Linked DNA regions of Homo sapiens: region 1 is linked to region 2. A link is a loop called in an ENCODE intact Hi-C map of the cell type or tissue named here. Cell type or tissue: heart left ventricle. All regions are shown on one strand. Each heading gives the region's core, and the rest is flanking DNA. Links, peaks and the distances in the headings are about the cores only.

Region 1 (8,000 bases), core at 1-8,000, 160 kb before region 2:
AAATATCCTTATAAAAAGATAATCGGTAATTTAAAATAAGACAATAGTCCTAAGCATTCTTCTATTCACCAAAATTGCACTAATTCACATGGTAACTAACTCATGAAAAGATAGCCGTAACACTATTAATAAAATCCAATCATGTTTTGGCTAAACAGCTTTTATGACTACAGATGATCACTGCAAGGTCCTCAAAATTTTGTAGTGCACTATCAGAAAAGAAGAACTCTACTTCCTCACTCTTTAGCCTTTATAAAATTCACAATGGCATAATGTATAGCACATCACTAGGTATTTGTGTCTGTGATCCATTTACAGGTGATTAGGTAAGAATCACCATTCAACAAAATGTTATGTGACTTTCAATAGTAGACTCAAATTAAAATTATTCAGGACATGTTTTATTTCAGAAGAATGACCCTTAATCTCTTTCAAACCCTGGCTGCTACGTGAGAAACAAAAGCTGTAAAATTTAGTTTTAACAACAACAACAAAAAATTAAAAGCAGAAAGAATGTGGCAATAAAACTTAATTAAAGGAGACTGGATTTAGAAGCAAGGCTTAAATTTTTATTTATTTATTTACTGTGAGACAGGGTCTCACTCTGTCACCCAGGCTAGACTACAGTGTAATGATCACAGCTTACTGCAGCCTCAACCTCCTGGGCTCACATCATCCTCCCACCTCAGCCTCCTGAGTAAGTGGGACCAGAAGCATACATCACCATGCCCAACTAGGTTTTTTTTTTTTCTTTTTGGCTTTTTTTTAGTAGAGACACGATCTCACTGTATTGCCAAGATTGATCTGGAACTGCTGGTCTCAAGTGATCCTCCCACCTCAGCCTCCTAAAGTACTAGGGTACAGGCATGAGCTACTGTGCCTGGCATAGGAGATCAATTTTTAAGGAAATCTAAAGAATCATATGACAATAGTGTTTATCTCCATAATAAACTTAAAAGTTGTTTTAACCAACTTACTTTTTCTATACCCTGATGGTTAAAAGACAGTTAACCCTTGTACAATGTATTAATCAATGATGATAATTATTTCCCTAAATAAAAAAAAGGGCACTATAATTGAGATTTAACTTTGTAGTTCTGACAGAAGAGTATTTGGAAGGAATTAAGGTACACAAAAAATGAGTAACTCATCTGAATTTAGTTTAAAAATGTTAAATGTTTTGCCATGAAAACTTATTAACCCTAAATGTCTTTTAAATCTTTAGACCATCTTCATTCAAGCAGTAGGTATAGCTCTAAATTCACAGACTAAAAAGGACATTTTCCATAGTGCATATTGATAAGATCATATTTCCTCCAAACTTTATATAAATAGGTCCAAACTTTACTGTCAAACAATTAGATTTTCTGAACTGAGTAAATTAAAACCTTATATTGTAGAAATTAGAATTATATGGAAGATAACATAAGGTCACAAGTTCAGCCCTTTCAATGCAAATTCAATATTCCACTTTTTCCTATGTCTCTAACTGGTCAACCATTTTATCTTGTCCAATGTGGGACACTAGTCATTAGATGGAAACGGAAGACTGGTGAGGAAAGAGAAAAGAGGAGGAAAAGTAAAGAAATCAGGAGAGAATTGGATGCATAAATCAGTGCAAATCCTTCACGGTTAGTGAAAATCAACTGAATATGTGAGATGGTGGGTTGGGAATATCATCTTTCATTACATGACACATTTACGTAAGGCGAGCTTGGGAGACTAAAGCAAACCCCTGAGATTTGTTAACAAATCTGAAGACTGGCCAGGCACAGTGGCTCGCGTCTGTAATGTCAGCACTTTGGGAGGCTGAGGTGGGAGGACTGATTAAGCCCAGGAGTTTGACAGCAGCCTGGGCAACATGGTGAGACCCCATCTCTACAAAAAAATTTAAGGATTAGCCAAGTGCAGTGGTGCACATCTGTGGCCCCAGCTACTGTGGAGGCTGAGGTAGGAGCATTGCTTGAGCCTGGAAGGTAGAGGCTCCAGTGAGCCATGATTATGCCACTTCACTCTCCAGCCTAGGTGATAGAGCAAAACCCTGTCTCAAAAAAAAAAAGAAAAAGAAAAAAATTCTGAAGAGTTATAAAGAAATTTTAACGTAGGTGTTCTGGTCAAAGCTGCTAAAGTTTTTAAAGCTCAGCAGTATTTCAGAATCATAACCCAAGAACACATTGGGCTATCAAGCTACAAGTTCTGCAGTAAGTATGCTACAGGCCAACAGATATGTAGAGTAGTGTTAATAACAAATCTGCAATAGAATTTACCCCCCAAACCTGTAGATCCAATATTTTTTTAATTGCTGATTAGAAGGGCAAAGAAAAATAGAAACACCACATCCCTCTAAATGTTCCTGTAAAATATAAGCACCACGAAGAAAAACCACCTTATGATGGAGCTTTCTTTGAAGAAAGCTTTGGCATACATTTATCCTATAACTACAAGTCTATAAGTTTCTAAATCTGTCCTAGAAAAGGGGCCAAAACACTCTGAATTTTGTATCGTCTTGTTAGGGATACAGTTTTGAAGTAACAACATTAAATCTTATTTTGCTCTACTGATGCTGCCTAAAACACATTTTCTTTCACACACACACACACACGCACACGCACACACAGACACACACACACGATAAAGATTAACTGGAAAAGCTTTTCACATTAAGTTGAAAATGGTATAATATTTACCAAAAAAAAAAAAAAAAAAAGACAAGACTATGCCTAAAAATAAATGGTGTCACTGTAATACCGAAACTACCGAAGTTTTTGCCTGCTGAATACATTTTAAGGTATTAATACAATTTTTATCCTAAAACAAGAAAAAGTAAGACATTTCATTTTTAACTACTTTATTTTTTGTCTTTTAATCTTCATTTGTTTACACAGACATATAATCTAATAAACTCTATTGTTTAAGTCCGTCTCTGAAGTTAGAAAAACAGCCAGGTCAAGGAAAACTAGGTTTGGGAGAGCAACCTTGACATTTCAAGGCCAAACACTTTAGGCAGGTCCAACACCTCCTACACAGTATCCTCATCTCCTAATATCACACCCAAATGTAACAGTTTCCTGTTTCCTGAAGAGGGTGCATCAAGTTCACTTTAAAGGTCAGTTAATACTTCTACTAGGGAGACAAAAAGTACTATACTTTACTAAGTCAAGGTCAGCCCACCCTCTAGAAACCAGCAAACTGATTCCTACAGCAATAAGACTAGAATTACAATCTGTGTCCTTGGGTTTTAACACACGCTGTCTCAGTGCCTTTGAGGCAATAATGTCAAGAAAGATTTAGAAAGACAGACACACACACACTGTAAAATATAAACACAATATAAGCAAACAAACTTCTAAAGCAAAGGTTTGCAAACTATAGCCAGGATTTCTAAATCCACCCAGCTGCCTGGTTTTTTTGTTTTGTTTGTTTTGTTTTAAGTCCTGCAAGGAGAGAATGCTGCAGACAGAATCTGTAGGAGAACACAGTTTTTCCTTTAGAGAAGAGTTCAGCAAACTTTTTCTTAAAATGCCAGATACGAAAATATCTTAGGCTTTGCAGGTCAAGAGGAAAAATGAGGATATAATGTAGGGTCTCATAACCATTTAAACTATAACCATTTAAAATGCAAACACCATTCTCTGCTTGCAGGACTTAAAATATTTTTTCTAATGTTAAAATCTAATACATTACAGAAGCAGTATGATCCTAATTTAAATGTTGGTATAAATATGCATAATATGTAATATATGCAGAGAAAAAAGCTAGGAAATCAACATCAAAATGTCAATAAATAGTCATCTCTTGGAAAATGTTATTTTTAAAATCTTTATTTTTTATATACTTTGCAAAGTAAATTGTCATTGCTATAACCAGTAAACAGTTTAAACACGATTATAGTATACTTTTAAAAGAAAATATAGACCAAAAATATCAATTACTTAAATTTAGCTATTGAGTTATATGATACAGCTTCAGTAACACTGTGGTATTCACCATTACCTATACATCACACTGTTAAGAATTAAGATGGTATTTTTACATCTTTTACCATCCATAAATAAGAAAAGGCCCTTTGTTTTGAACATGGGAAGTCAGAGTTGCTGATCTGGACTTTCAAGGTCACTACTCTGGAATTAATTTCAGACACATAATACACTTTAAAGTTCAATTCAAATACTAATTGTCTACTACATTCACATTAGCTTCAATGTTTCTTTCAAAACACAGTGCAAAAACTGTGACCAAAATCCTAAATATGCACACTCTTTGTGCTCTTTATAACTATAGCAACTAACATTTTAAGTCATATTGGACAGTACAATTTCTTGTTGACAGTCACTAAACAGTTCAAACAAAAATACAGTCATGTACCACATAATGACATTTGGGTCAACAACAGACTACATATATGACAGGTCCCATAAGATTACAACAACATTTTTATTGTACTTTTTCTATGTTTAGATACACATTGTTACAAATGTCTGCAGTATTCTGTATACTAAGATGAGTAACATGCTGTACAGGTTTGTAGCCTAGGAGCAACAGGCTATACCACATAGTCTAGTGTATAGTAGGCTATATACCCCCTAGGTTTATGTAAGTACAATCTATGAAGTTCATATGACCAAATCACCTAATAACTAATTGCTTACAACTTATCCCTGTCAAGTGACACATGACTATATTTTTACTGACAGAAAATAAAATGTTACTATCTTTTAAAATGGTATTTCTGCTAAAAGGTACAATTAAACAATTTTGAATCGTATTTTAATGTTCTTGTTTAATAATCACTGCCTATATGTTTTAGCTGTTATTTTTAAGCACATTAACTTTATAAGCATAAGACCACATACTAATACAAGTGATATATGAAATATCACATGACCAGTTTAACTTGGTAAATAGGTTTACACTGAATGATTAGAAAGCATTTTCAAAGTTTCATCTTTACTGTGTTCTGAAGCAAAAATGAGTCTTTCCTATATGGTTTATTTCCTGAGTTTATCTTGAAAATGCACATAACTTTTACTTCTGGATGATGTTAAAATCCAAATTTAATTCTGCCAAACCACGAATTTAAATTAGAATACCACACATCAGTCTACAGATGACAGCTTTTCTTTCCAAGTGCCAGTCACATTTCTGTTCCTTTTATAGTACAATGTTAATTGGTAAACAATTTAATCTCATTAAAATGTAAAAATAACTTTTTAAAGTAAAAATTATTGAACCTGACATGCACCAAAACTGTAAAGCAGTGAAGATTCCATAGTTACCTAACAATGACTAGTCTTAAATGCAAATAAAATAGCAGCAACAAGAAATTTTCTCCTCTCCCTGTTTTCCTCATGACACAGGCAGACACTCAAAGCTTAAACATTTATTCTGAGGACACAAACCACGCTCCTCAGATTCTGTTAGTAACATTTAAAAGTAACTAATTAGGCCAGGCACGGTGGCTCAAGCCTGTAATCCCTGCACTTTGGGAGGCCAAGGCAGGTGGATCACCTGAGGTCAGAAGTTCGAAACCAGCCTGGCCAACATGATGAAACCCTCTCTTTACTAAAAATACAAAAAATTAGCCGGGCGTGGTGGCGGGCACCTGTAATCCCAGCTACTCAGAAGGGGCTGAGGCAGGAGAATCGCTTGAACCCAGGAGGTGGAGGTTGCAGTGAGCCCAGATTGCGCCACTGAACTCCAGGCCTGGGCAACAAGAGCGAAACTCTTGTCTCAGGGTGGAAAAAAAAAAAGCAACTAATTAAGCTCACTAAATATTGCATTACTGCATGTTGCAAGTAGATATCAAAATTCAAGTATTGGCGTTATCCTCAAAAACTTATTTATTAATTAGTAATATTATAGACCAAGATTCTTTTATTATCAAAAACAGCCAAAGATCTTCAATAAATCAATAAACGAGTTCCTTAACAGAAAACACTATAGAAAACTTTGAAGATTTTTTGTTTCATCCCAAACAAGTACATCCTGCTATGTATTACATGTAACTAATTTTGTCAGAATTATACTTAATTCACCTATTTTATAGGTTAACAACACATCTTACAAATCTAACGAGACAATTTTGTCATTCATTTTGGGCTAGGGTTTTCTTTTTTAAAAAATGCAGACAAGTATTTAGTAAATTGTGTTTAAAAGATACTGTGTATATAAGGATATACATAAGGATACATAAAGTAACTTCTGTTGTGAACAGCCTCTTTTTAAAACTTTAATTTTACTCCAAAAGATATGCAGGAATGTAATACATTATAAAACTTCTGGAAGATTTCTATTTCTGGTTTCTGCCATAATAAATAGTAGGGGTTTAAGCTGAGCTGCTTTTTTGACTTAAAAGATTTTTACACAGTCAGCTACTTACAACAGGACATACTGTAATACCAAAATGGAAACTACTTAATCAACATTTCCTCAAGAAAACACAGATCATACATAAAAGCCTATAAGTGTAAAGTTTTATTTCAAAAAGTAGCATTTACATTTTATTTATCAACAGAAGCTCAAATTTTTTCTCTGGTTTTGTCACCATATTCAGTTAATTTTGGTCAACATTGATAACATACACACCAAAAACCAGAAACGTAAGCAGCAATATAAGGTAATTTATTTATAATGTTAAACAAAAGCATACTTTCTGTAACCAACACAGACTGCTGGTTACAGAATAATTATGATCCTGTTCTCATGCTATGTCTTTTTAAAACTGTTTCTTTAAAGGATTTAAGCCATTCAGAAAACCCAACAGTTTGTGAATCACCCAATACAAAAAATTTCTTATTTCAAGTTTCAAATTGTAGTCATCTATAGCATTACAAAAGAACTGACAAAAGATCAAAAACTGCTGGGTGATCTCAAAATATCCCTCTTCCCTTTCTGTCCACTCCTCAAAACACAGTTTAAATTGATAAAAATTAAAACCTCTTAACTGAAATTCCTTCAGCCTCACAGTTGGTCCTGTTGGTTTTACTACGTATAACTTCTATCATCTAAGAAAATTTGCAGGAAATAAATTTTTAGTCACTGAGTTCTTCATTTAAATAGGAAAAACAATTACTCAGAATTAAACACGTTATTGTAATAGGCTTCATGAGCTTTGGTGTCCTAAAAAGAATCATTAAAACTAGATTTCATTAGGTAGGTACTATGGGGTAAATAATGATATACTCTAAGGACCAGCTTTTCTTCACTAAATGCTATCTGTTCTGTAACCTTAATTTACATGGCTCAAATTTATTCATACATTTTTATAAAGACAGGAACTACGGTTATAAGCACACTTATTTTGCTCTTTGGTATGAAAAAGTAGAGTTTGATAATGCCAATTTGCTACCATCTACGTATCTGGATAAATTAACCAGCTAAGTCAAAATAAGCCATGGTATACATATGAAGATTGGTAGGCCCGAGGGAAGTAACTAATTTAGTAGCCAAAATTAGTTTGGCTTCTGACTCACAATTTTAGTAGTCAAAATTAGTTTGGCTTCTGACTCACAATTTAAAATAATCCTTTGCAATATTCTTCATTTAATTGCCTCATTCTTTGTACTTCCTCTTCACAATGTCTAGGCTCACTTCCTAAGAGTTTTCTTGCAGAAATCAGCATTTATTGACCTCTCAAAGAACACACACTTGCTGTTGTCAGCAAAGAACACGGGATTGGAGAAAAAGCATTGTAGAAGCACTGGAAGGAAATAAAAGTGTATCTTCTCATGAAATAATGTTTGTTCAGATCTGGGACCTCAAAGAAATACTGAACATTTTGATATATAAAAAGAAATTATGTGCATTCCAACCCAAGAGTTCATTTCCTCTGACTGATTCAGGGCCTGACTTTTAGTTGCTATAATTGAGTAGAAAGATAATTTCTACCACATTTACTGGTACTTAGATGGTTAAGCAACATTACAGCCTCAGTATTTTTCACGGTGTCTTAGCACAATCTTACAAAGGTTCTTAACAAACAAAAGTACAAGCCTCTTGAG
Region 2 (9,254 bases), core at 691-8,690:
CATTATGAAATTCCAGTGAGGGACTGAGGAAAATGAGACAGCTTCAAGGAATTTCTTGTAACAGAATCCACTCCAAAGACCTAGCTACAGTGCCTTTTAAAGGAAAGAATGGCTCTGAATAAATAGAGGCTTGACAGTGACTGAAAATGTAAATTTAATGGTTCCTTTCTCTGTGCTCTCAAGCATTTTGTTCATAATTACACTTTTTAGAGTTTAAATTTAATTTATAATTTGAAGTGTTAATCAACCACAGTAACTTCCTGGAGATCATGTCTGGCCTTGCAAAGAAAGTTAAGACTACATTGATCAATGATGGGGAAACTAACTCTTTATTTTTCCATTGAAAAAGTTTTTTGCTTTAAAAACATCAAAGCAATAGTAAAGCATCTCAATGCCTGAAATACCAGAAAATCCGGGACCGTATGATTTGCTGAACAGCTTAGCCTGGAACACTGGGAAAGCGACTTTTATGGAGCCATGTGCACCCGCTAGACTCCACTGTGTCCAGCTCTTGGCTGTGCCTCTATGGAGGAGGAAGAAGCCTCCAGTAGCAGGCAAAGTGCTCGCCTTGCCAACTTTCACACCATTTATCAATTTACACTTCTGCTTCCCACTAGAATCTGAGCTCCTGGAGGATAGGGGAATTTCCTAATTCATCTTTTTTCCCTAGAGCCTGTAACAGCAAAGTGCATATAACAACTTCCTAAAATATGCTTATAGGATAAATGAATGAGGTAAATCTATGGTCCAGTGTTGCAAATAATTAAGTGAAGAGTATAGAATAATCTCCAAACATTTTTAAGGTATGGGCAATAACAGTTCTTTTCAGTTATACTAACATGGAAAGAAATGGCATCTGGCATCTTTCAAAATTAAGGATATATATATATATATATATATATATATATATATATATATGTATGTATGTATATTCCTGAATACATCTATGAGCATATGTTGTTTTGATTATTTCCACATATCTCTTGCCAGGCAAACTTTTCTTTATTTTGTTATTCTCCTGATTAAGGATCCATGATGATTTCTAGGTGCATGATGTATTGGTTTGGAGCCTTAGGACAATCTAATAAAAAACAGAGTTTTCAATTAAGTCCAAGATTTCATCAGCATTGTGTAATGGAAATTACATAGAACTATATTATGTGGGCATAATTATTACTCAGTTCTTACCTGAATGCTAAGCAAAAACAAAAAAGAAAAAGAAGAAAAAATGTATTTGAGTAACTGGGAAGTTCGGGAGATTGCATCTGGCTGTAGGCACAGCTGTTCCAAAGACTCAAACCATGTTCCCAGGACTTTGTTTCTCTCTTTCTTTCTCAGGTTCACTTATTTCTTCTTGACTTCAGTCTTCAGTTAGGATTTATCCTCTACAAAGGCAAGATGGCTAGCCTCCAAATGCCTCAGGCTCACATCCTTCAAAGTAATCTCCGAAGTAGAGAAAATCTTCCCAATTAACTCCAGAGGAAAAGTCCGGGGGAGGACTCTGCTTGGCCTAAACTATGTCTTTATTTGCTAAATCTGGATTGCATGCCCTGGCCTTGTGTCCTAGGGAAAGTAGAGTCCCATGCTGGCCATTTCCTTTCAGGGAGTGCAGTTCTCCAAAGGAAAATGTGTGGCTGTTACTGGAAGGGAAGTAGAGACAGATAAAAGCAGGTTTAACAGTCTACTACACCAGAGCTGAGATGTAGCTGGGATGTGCAGGTCCAGTGAGCCAGCTGGCATCCTTCCAGATTATTCAGGAGTCCATTCTGAATGGCTGGTGTCTATGCTGTACCATTGTTAACTCTTCAGAATATCATTCCTGCATGACAGTATCTCACTACTTATGAGTTACAAATAACATATGTAATGCAATATGAGCACTGCGGAATGCATAAAAAGTACATTTATCTTTATAGAACAAAATTTACCCTTTGCACTTAAAACATTTGTTGTTGAAGAAGCAGGGTATTTTTCAGAGTCTGATCAGAGGTAGAGGAGGGAAAGAGAATTGGTGAAACCCAGTGCCCTTTGCTTCTCATTAAGAAAAAATAACACACACGTGCACATACATGCACACACACACATATATGAAGTATTTATATCATATTATCACTCGCCCCAATATTTAAAAGTGATCTTTCTGATAATAAGACCAAATAATCCCCTCAGTAGTGAGCTTAGGTAAACTAGCACCAAAGCAAAGCTAAGTCCCAAGTCCCTAAGATGCCCTTCAAAAGCAGTCATCCATTTAATTTGATCTATTAAACAAACTTAGCAGTTGGGATGCCCACACAGTGAGAAAGCCTGCTTAGAGATAAAATTTTGGCTTTAATTGGAATCTTCTGTCCTTTATTAGACAACCATAAGCTTCCAATTATATACACCGTCTTTGTTTCAAATATGAAATTTTGGATTTATAAAAACTTAAAAATTTTTATTCTTAGCAACAGATTTAAGAATAAAAATGAGCTTCTGTCATGAACAAATATTATGAGGGTTTTTCTTCTTTCTTTCTTCCTTTTTTTGGCCACACCCCAAGCAGTTATTAGGAACTGACTAAACACCCACTGTGTATCCAGAACTGTGTTAGCTACTTGGAACTATTAAAAAGCAGTTGGAAAAATGATTCCTGTCCTTGAAGAATTTAGGTAATATGTCTCAGGAGTAAAAATTAGTGTACCCAGAACAATCAGGTAACAAATAAACAGTTGCTTTGCTGTCTCCACTAATAATGTAATGACTTCCCCTCCATTTCAGTCTGTTGAAATTTTACCCATTCTTCAGGATCTGTCTCCAGAACTGTCCTTTCTATAGCTTCATTGATTTCTTGAATATAAGGTCGGGCCCATATTCCTGTGAACAAACCACCCAAACATTTGATTTAAATTGTCCCTCTTCAGATGTCTTTGGCTCTTTATCATCTACAGGCCGCAGTTCAGTCCTGACCACCTCTCTTGTCTTTTCCCCACCAGCTCTTCTAGGTACCTACTGTTTTGAAGGCAAACCAAATCCTAGTACCAAACTCAAACCTAGTTTGGTACAGAACCTGGTAGCCAAACCAAAGTTGATAAATGCTGTGCGTTTCCACATCCAGTCTTTTCTTCCTGGAATAACCCTTTCCTTCCCTTTCCCCCAACTTAGTCCCTGATGAAGTTCCACTCATCTACTAACTGATCTCAGACCTCACTCTCTCCATGAGATCTTCTCCCTTTCCATCTACTAGACCAGAATGTCTCTATATTTCCTGTACCTATTTTTATGATTCTGGGTGGTAATGATATTTTTTCATGTTTGCATTCCCCTTCTAGCCTCTGTACCTTGAGGGTGGCACCCATGCCTGACTTATTTGGGAGTCCTGAGTGCCTTGTAGAGTGCCTGACACACAGCAGGTCCTCCATAAAATTTTATTAAAATGAGTTAAATTAAATAGGAGTCCAGAGAAGACTTGAGGTAGCCAAAGGTCCTCACTGAGCCTTGGGTTTTATATCAATTGAAAGTTGAAAAGGGGAAAACAGGAGCAACACCCCAGAGATGGGCACGAGCCTAGCAAAAGCTGGGGACTATGAATGGACACATCTGGCTTGAGTGGAGCCTGTAGAATAGGGAGTGTTGGGAAATAAGGTCAGAAAGGCTAGGCAGGGCCATGGAAGACTTCGTCAAAAGCAGAGGAGGTGAAACCTGATATAATAGCTAGTGCAATTTAAGAAAAGAAAAACTTAGAAATATCTGTACACAAAATAAGCCTTATCCCTTCTATAATACCTCTACTTTGGAATTTATTATTTTGTTACTATTAGTATATCACTGTTCCAAAGGGCCTTCCATCAGTGAAGCATAACAGTGTGGGGTTTTGAAGTGGAGTGTGATGCATGGGCGTTGGAAGCCCTGGAGTTGAATTTCCACTCTGGCACTAATTTGTGACCTGCTATGGTGAAATTGTTTTGAGTCGCTTATCCTCGGTGTTCTCATCTGTGAAATGAAGGCATGAAGGTGCATGACATGATTCATGAGTTCCCTTTGATCTCTAGTACTCAACATATGGAAGGATAATGAATTCTTAGCCAACTTATTAATCTACCCTTGTTCTTCTTTTTCTTTCTGTTTTTTTTGAGATGGAGTCTTGCTCTGTCACTCAGGCTGGAGTGCAGTGGCGCGATTTTGGCTCACTGCAACCTCTGCCTCCCGGGTTCAAGTGATTCTCCTGTCTCAGCCTCCTGAGTAGCTGGGACTACAGGCACATGCCACCACGCCCAGCTAATTTGTATGTTTTTTTTAGTAGAGACGGGGTTTCACCATATCGGCCAGTCTGGTCTCGAACTCCTGACCTCGTAATCCGCCTGCCTCAGCCTCCCAAAGTACTTGGATTACAGGTGTGAGCTACCGCACCCGACCTGTTCCTGGTTTTTTTTGCTTGCTTGTTTACCAGTTTTCTGGTGTCAGAGTTGCTTTATTAAACTGGTCTCTGACAGTCCCACAGTATGTTCTGCTGAGATCAGCCTCTGAAGCTTAACCATCTTGTGAGATCTGGAAAGCCCTCCTCAACCTCCACTCCTTCAAATCCCAGCCCCAGCCAACATCTTTCTTAAAGTTTTCCTGACCTCTGCATGTCTTTGCTATTTCCTCCCACTTTTAGGGTTTAAAGACAGTTTTTCTTTAGTTATCACTTGCTTCATATTGGCTTTTCTCTCTCCAATTAGTTTGTAAACATCTTAAAATAAGTAACTGTTAAGTGCAGTATTTGCTTATCTCCCCCACATCACCACAAAGCTAGGCACAAAATAAACATCTAAGGAGGTTTTTGAATATTGAACTGAATGATGTACAAGGGATATTAATAAAAATAGAAAAACTAAACCGTCAAAAAGGATAATCTATAGGGATTGGAATGGAAATAATTGTAGCATATCAATAATTTTATACATGGTATTTTGTACCCAGCAAAAGACTGTTTTAAGACAGAGTGATCTGTGAAGTTTCTGGTCTGTGGGCTTGTCTTGAATTAAAGAGTGGGTGGTACTAGGGCTTAGAGATATTCCAGCCAACTCGAGGAAAAGAGAAACAGAGAACTGTTTACTGAGTGACTTTGCTGTTGGACATGTCCCAGCTGCAGCTTGGGAACATCGGGCAGAGTTACCACCCCGCTGCCACAACCTCTGCCAACTTGGATAAAAAGCAGTGAAGTTGACCTGTCTTTTGGCTCTGGAACAAGGCGAGGGAGCGCACCAGCAGGCATGGGAAGGAAGAAGTTGTGAAATGAAAGACATGAAAAAGAGATGACTCTGATCTTCTTTCCCCTCACTACCCTGAGTCTCTCTCCTGCCTCCTTGATACCTGTAAACTGGTATAAAGCAGAATTCTATACCTTACACCAAGTGGGGCCTGGGGCCCTTGGAGTCCAGCTTGGGATAACAAGAAAGCAGTGAGAGTCAGTTGTTTTGTTCCCTAAAGCGGTTCTAGGTTTGAAAAGGTTTGAAATTAATCCTCTAGGAAGGTAATTAGCTTTCAAACAACATAACACTTCAAAAAAATCAATGCAAAATATAAGACAAAAGGTCGCTGTTTAAAGTAGTTGAGTTCTAGATCTGACAGTATTGTGGCTCTCTTGGTTGTAAATTAGCTCACGGAGATAAAATGTCTGAGTTTAGGACTTCAGATCCTGCCTTTGCTGTCAGATTGCCTCAAGCTGTCTCTGGTAGGAAAGTCTAGAAACATGGATTCATTATATACCCCCCCACTTTCTGACATGCTCCAAATCTGTTAGTGTCTGTAACAGAGCTCTGCATTGCATTGATTTGTCTTACTGTGTGAGGAAATTATGGGAATAACTCCCATGTGTCAGCAACCATTTAGTCAGCACACAGTTCCTTACCAGGGAAAATGGCAAGATTTATTAGGGAAAGTATCTGTCATCCCATATAAATAGATGCACAGTTAAAGCATATGTAGCAGGCAGGGTGTATGTTTCTGTGTGACTGATCATAAGGAACTTATTATCAGGAACGCTGTAGAAAAATCAGTCATTTGGGAAGGTGGCAAGCATAAGGGTACACTTATACTTCATGCAAAATGTCCCTCAAAATTGTAATTTTGGCTTTAAGTGCATTGTTGCGGTAGGAATCATTTTTATTAAAAATATATTTTTGCTTTAATTTTTTTACTATTGAGAAAATATATGCAAGTGATAAAACAGGCAAATAATAGAAAAAGGATGTAAAGGTCTTTTTCCTCTGCTTATGCCAGTCTCCTGTGTCCCTCTCCCTCAGAGGCCATCACTGTTGCCAATTTATTTTGTGTCATTAGGAAGTCTGCACAAACAAGCTCATCCTCTTCTTCAGCATTACACACATGGTAGTCCACACCCCACACTCTTCTGAAGTAGTTCTGGAAATCATTTCTTATTAGTCTGCAGTATGATCCAGGCTTATTGTTTTTCATAGATTTAACCAATGTTGACATCTTGCCTGACTTTAGAGTTTTTTGCTTGTTTGTTTTAACATTACAGATACATTTTAACCATAGCACCCACTGCCCAATTCCATTGCTCTCTGCCCAGAGATAATCACTATCCTGAAATTAGCATGTATCCTTCCTTCCTGGTTCTTACATATTTTGCACATACATAGTTGATATTTCATTGTGTGACTTTGGCACCATTTATTGATCCACCATTCTTTTTTTTCCCTTTTTCTTTCTTTTTTTTTTTTTTTTTGGAGACAAGGTCTCATTCTGTCACCCAGGCTGCAGTGCAGTGTTGTGATCTCAGGTCCCTGCAGCCTCAATCTCCCCAGGCTCAGGTAATCCTCCCACCTCAGCCTTCTGAGTAGCTGAGACTACAGGCATGAGCCACCATGCCGGGCTAATTTTTGTATTTTTTGTGGAGGCAAAGTTTTACCATGTTGCCCAGGCCAGTCTTGAACTCTGGGGCTCAAGAGGTCCGCCTGCCCACATTGGTCTCCCAAGGTGCTGGGATAAAGGTATGAGCCACTGAGCCCTGTCCACAATTATATTTTTGAACATTTAGGTTGGTTCCAATGTTTTGCTATTAAAAACGGTGCTACAAAAAACAATGTATTTCATTTCTCCTTGGGCATATGCGTGAGAATTTTTTAGGATACATACCCACAGGCAGAATTGCTAGGTCATAGGTTAGCATGTGCTCATCAACTTTGTTTGATATTGCAACATTGTCCTCCAATGTGATTTTCTACAATACACATTCACACCAGCCATATTTACAAGTTCTTTTTTTCTTTTTCTTCCACATCCTTACCAACACTTGGGCTTCTCAGACTTCTAAATTTTGCCCTTCTGATGGATGTGAAATAGTACTTCATTGTGGTTTTAATTTGCATTTATTACTGAAGTTGAGTATCTTTTATGTTTTTTGGCTGTTTAGTTTCCTTCTAACAATTAACTGTTGATATCATCGACAAATTTTCTACTGTATTGCTTGCTTTTTTCTTATTCATTTATAGAGATTTAAAAATACTCTTGATGCTAATACCCAGTAATATATACTATAATTAACTTCTCCAATGGCTTGCATTTTCACTGTGTCTGGCGTCTTTTGTTTCATAGAATTTTAATATTTAAATGTATTCAAATGATCACTGTTATCATTTATGCTTTTGTTATTTTATTTAAGAAAACTGAAAATGTAATGAAGACATTCTCCTGTATTTACTTTGTAATTTTAAGATTCCCCCTGTCACCCTACCATACATTTAAGGTTTTTAGCCCATGTAGGATGTATTTTGTTGTGGTATGAAATGGGGATGTAAATTCCTTTTCCCTGTACATAGCCAGTTGTCTTAGGACCACTTAGCTAATGTTTGCCACTCCCTGCTGATATGTAAGAGACTTCTGTTCCATATCAATTTTCCATGTATGTATTTGTCAGTATCTATACCCTTTATTCCATTCTTTTGGCCTATTTTTACTTTTTAATTTTTGAGACAGAGTCTCGCTTTGTTACCCAAGCTGGAGTGCAGTGGCATGATCTCAGCTCACTGCAACCTCTGCCTCCCGAGTTCAAGCAATTCTCATACCTCAGCCTCCAGAGTAGCTGGAATCACAGGCATGCACCACCACACCCACCTAATTTTTGTATTTTTAGTAGAGACGGGGTTTTACCATGTTGGCCAGGCTGGTCTCTAACTTCTAACCTCAAGTGATCCTCCCACCTCGGCCTCTCAAAGTGCTGGGATTACAGGTGTAAGCCACCACGCCAGGCCCTTTCAGCCTATTTTTATATTCCTGTCCCCAAAGCCGCACTTCTTAAAAGAATTATAACCTTGTATAATTAGCCTGGTAGGGCAAATCACCTCTCCTTAGTTTTCTTTTTTGAACATTTCTGTGCTAGTTGAGTGTCTAATCTTCCACACCAACTTTTGGGTTAGATTGTTAAATTCCATGAAGCCTTGTTGGGATTCTGGTTGGAATTACAATGATTCATAGATTCATTATAAATTCACAGGGTGATCTGCCAGATTGACACAATTATCTTTCCATCCCTCAGTGTCTCATCATTTATCCAGTGCATATTTTATGTCGTGTTTTATAATTTTGCCTAAATAGGTCTTGCAGATATTTCTGCCTAGATATCTATTCTAAATGGGAGAGCACACACACACACACACACACACACACACACACACAAATTTTTTCTCCTCTCACACCATATCCTGAACATGTATTCAGAATGCTGAATTTTCCTGTTTGAATTGTTTGTCTACACACTCTCCTGCATTTTTAATGTAAATTATCAGATAGTTTATAAATAAGAACAATTTTTCCCCTTCTTTCTAATTCTTATTCTTTTAAAGAGTATTGGCACTGGCTAGGACTTTTAATATTAATATAATGGTTAAGAGAAGCTGTAATAACAGACACTCTTGACTTGCTCCTGACTCTAAAGAGAATGCTTCTAACGTTTGACCACTAAGCATCAGGTTTTCTGTGGGTTTTTGGTAACTTTATACTTGGGAGAGATTGCTGATCCCTCCCTCTCACATTGGTTCTCCCTTTTTGCCTCTGTATAATCTCTATTTTATTTGGAGACATCAGTGTCAAGAAAATTGCCTGCATTTCAATGCCACCTTCCAGTGGGTGAGGGCATATAACATAGTTCCTGCCATTGGGATGTAAGTAGAAGTGATATATGCAAATTCCAGTAGTACCCCTAAAGTGGAAACATAATCACTCCTCCCTTTTCTCCTTCCTGCCACCTAGAATGCAGATGTAATGACTGGAAT

Evidence for each region. A loop is a pair of places that touch in the nucleus more often than their neighbours do. Peaks named below come from ENCODE experiments on the same cell type or tissue, not always from the same donor. Only the 100,000 strongest peaks of a DNase experiment are listed, where the experiment ranks them.
Region 1: a loop joins it to region 2, with 2.3 times the contacts of the local background. A loop is called at or near these places in 5 of 110 quality-filtered maps.

What each region holds. Positions count from the first base shown.
Region 1 is chr15:56,984,859-56,992,858 of GRCh38, reverse strand. All of the region lies in intron 3 of TCF12 (transcription factor 12), which reads right to left. Among named protein-coding and RNA genes, the nearest start is that of TCF12, 70 kb to the right of the region's middle. In heart left ventricle, for the core only: a CTCF peak has its summit at 3,074; no DNase peak of the experiment used is centred there; H3K27ac peaks cover 250 bases.
Region 2 is chr15:56,828,276-56,837,529 of GRCh38, reverse strand. No RefSeq gene overlaps it. Among named protein-coding and RNA genes, the nearest start is that of LINC03065, 54 kb to the left of the region's middle. In heart left ventricle, for the core only: no CTCF peak of the experiment used is centred there; a DNase peak (open chromatin) is centred at 5,144; H3K27ac peaks cover 825 bases.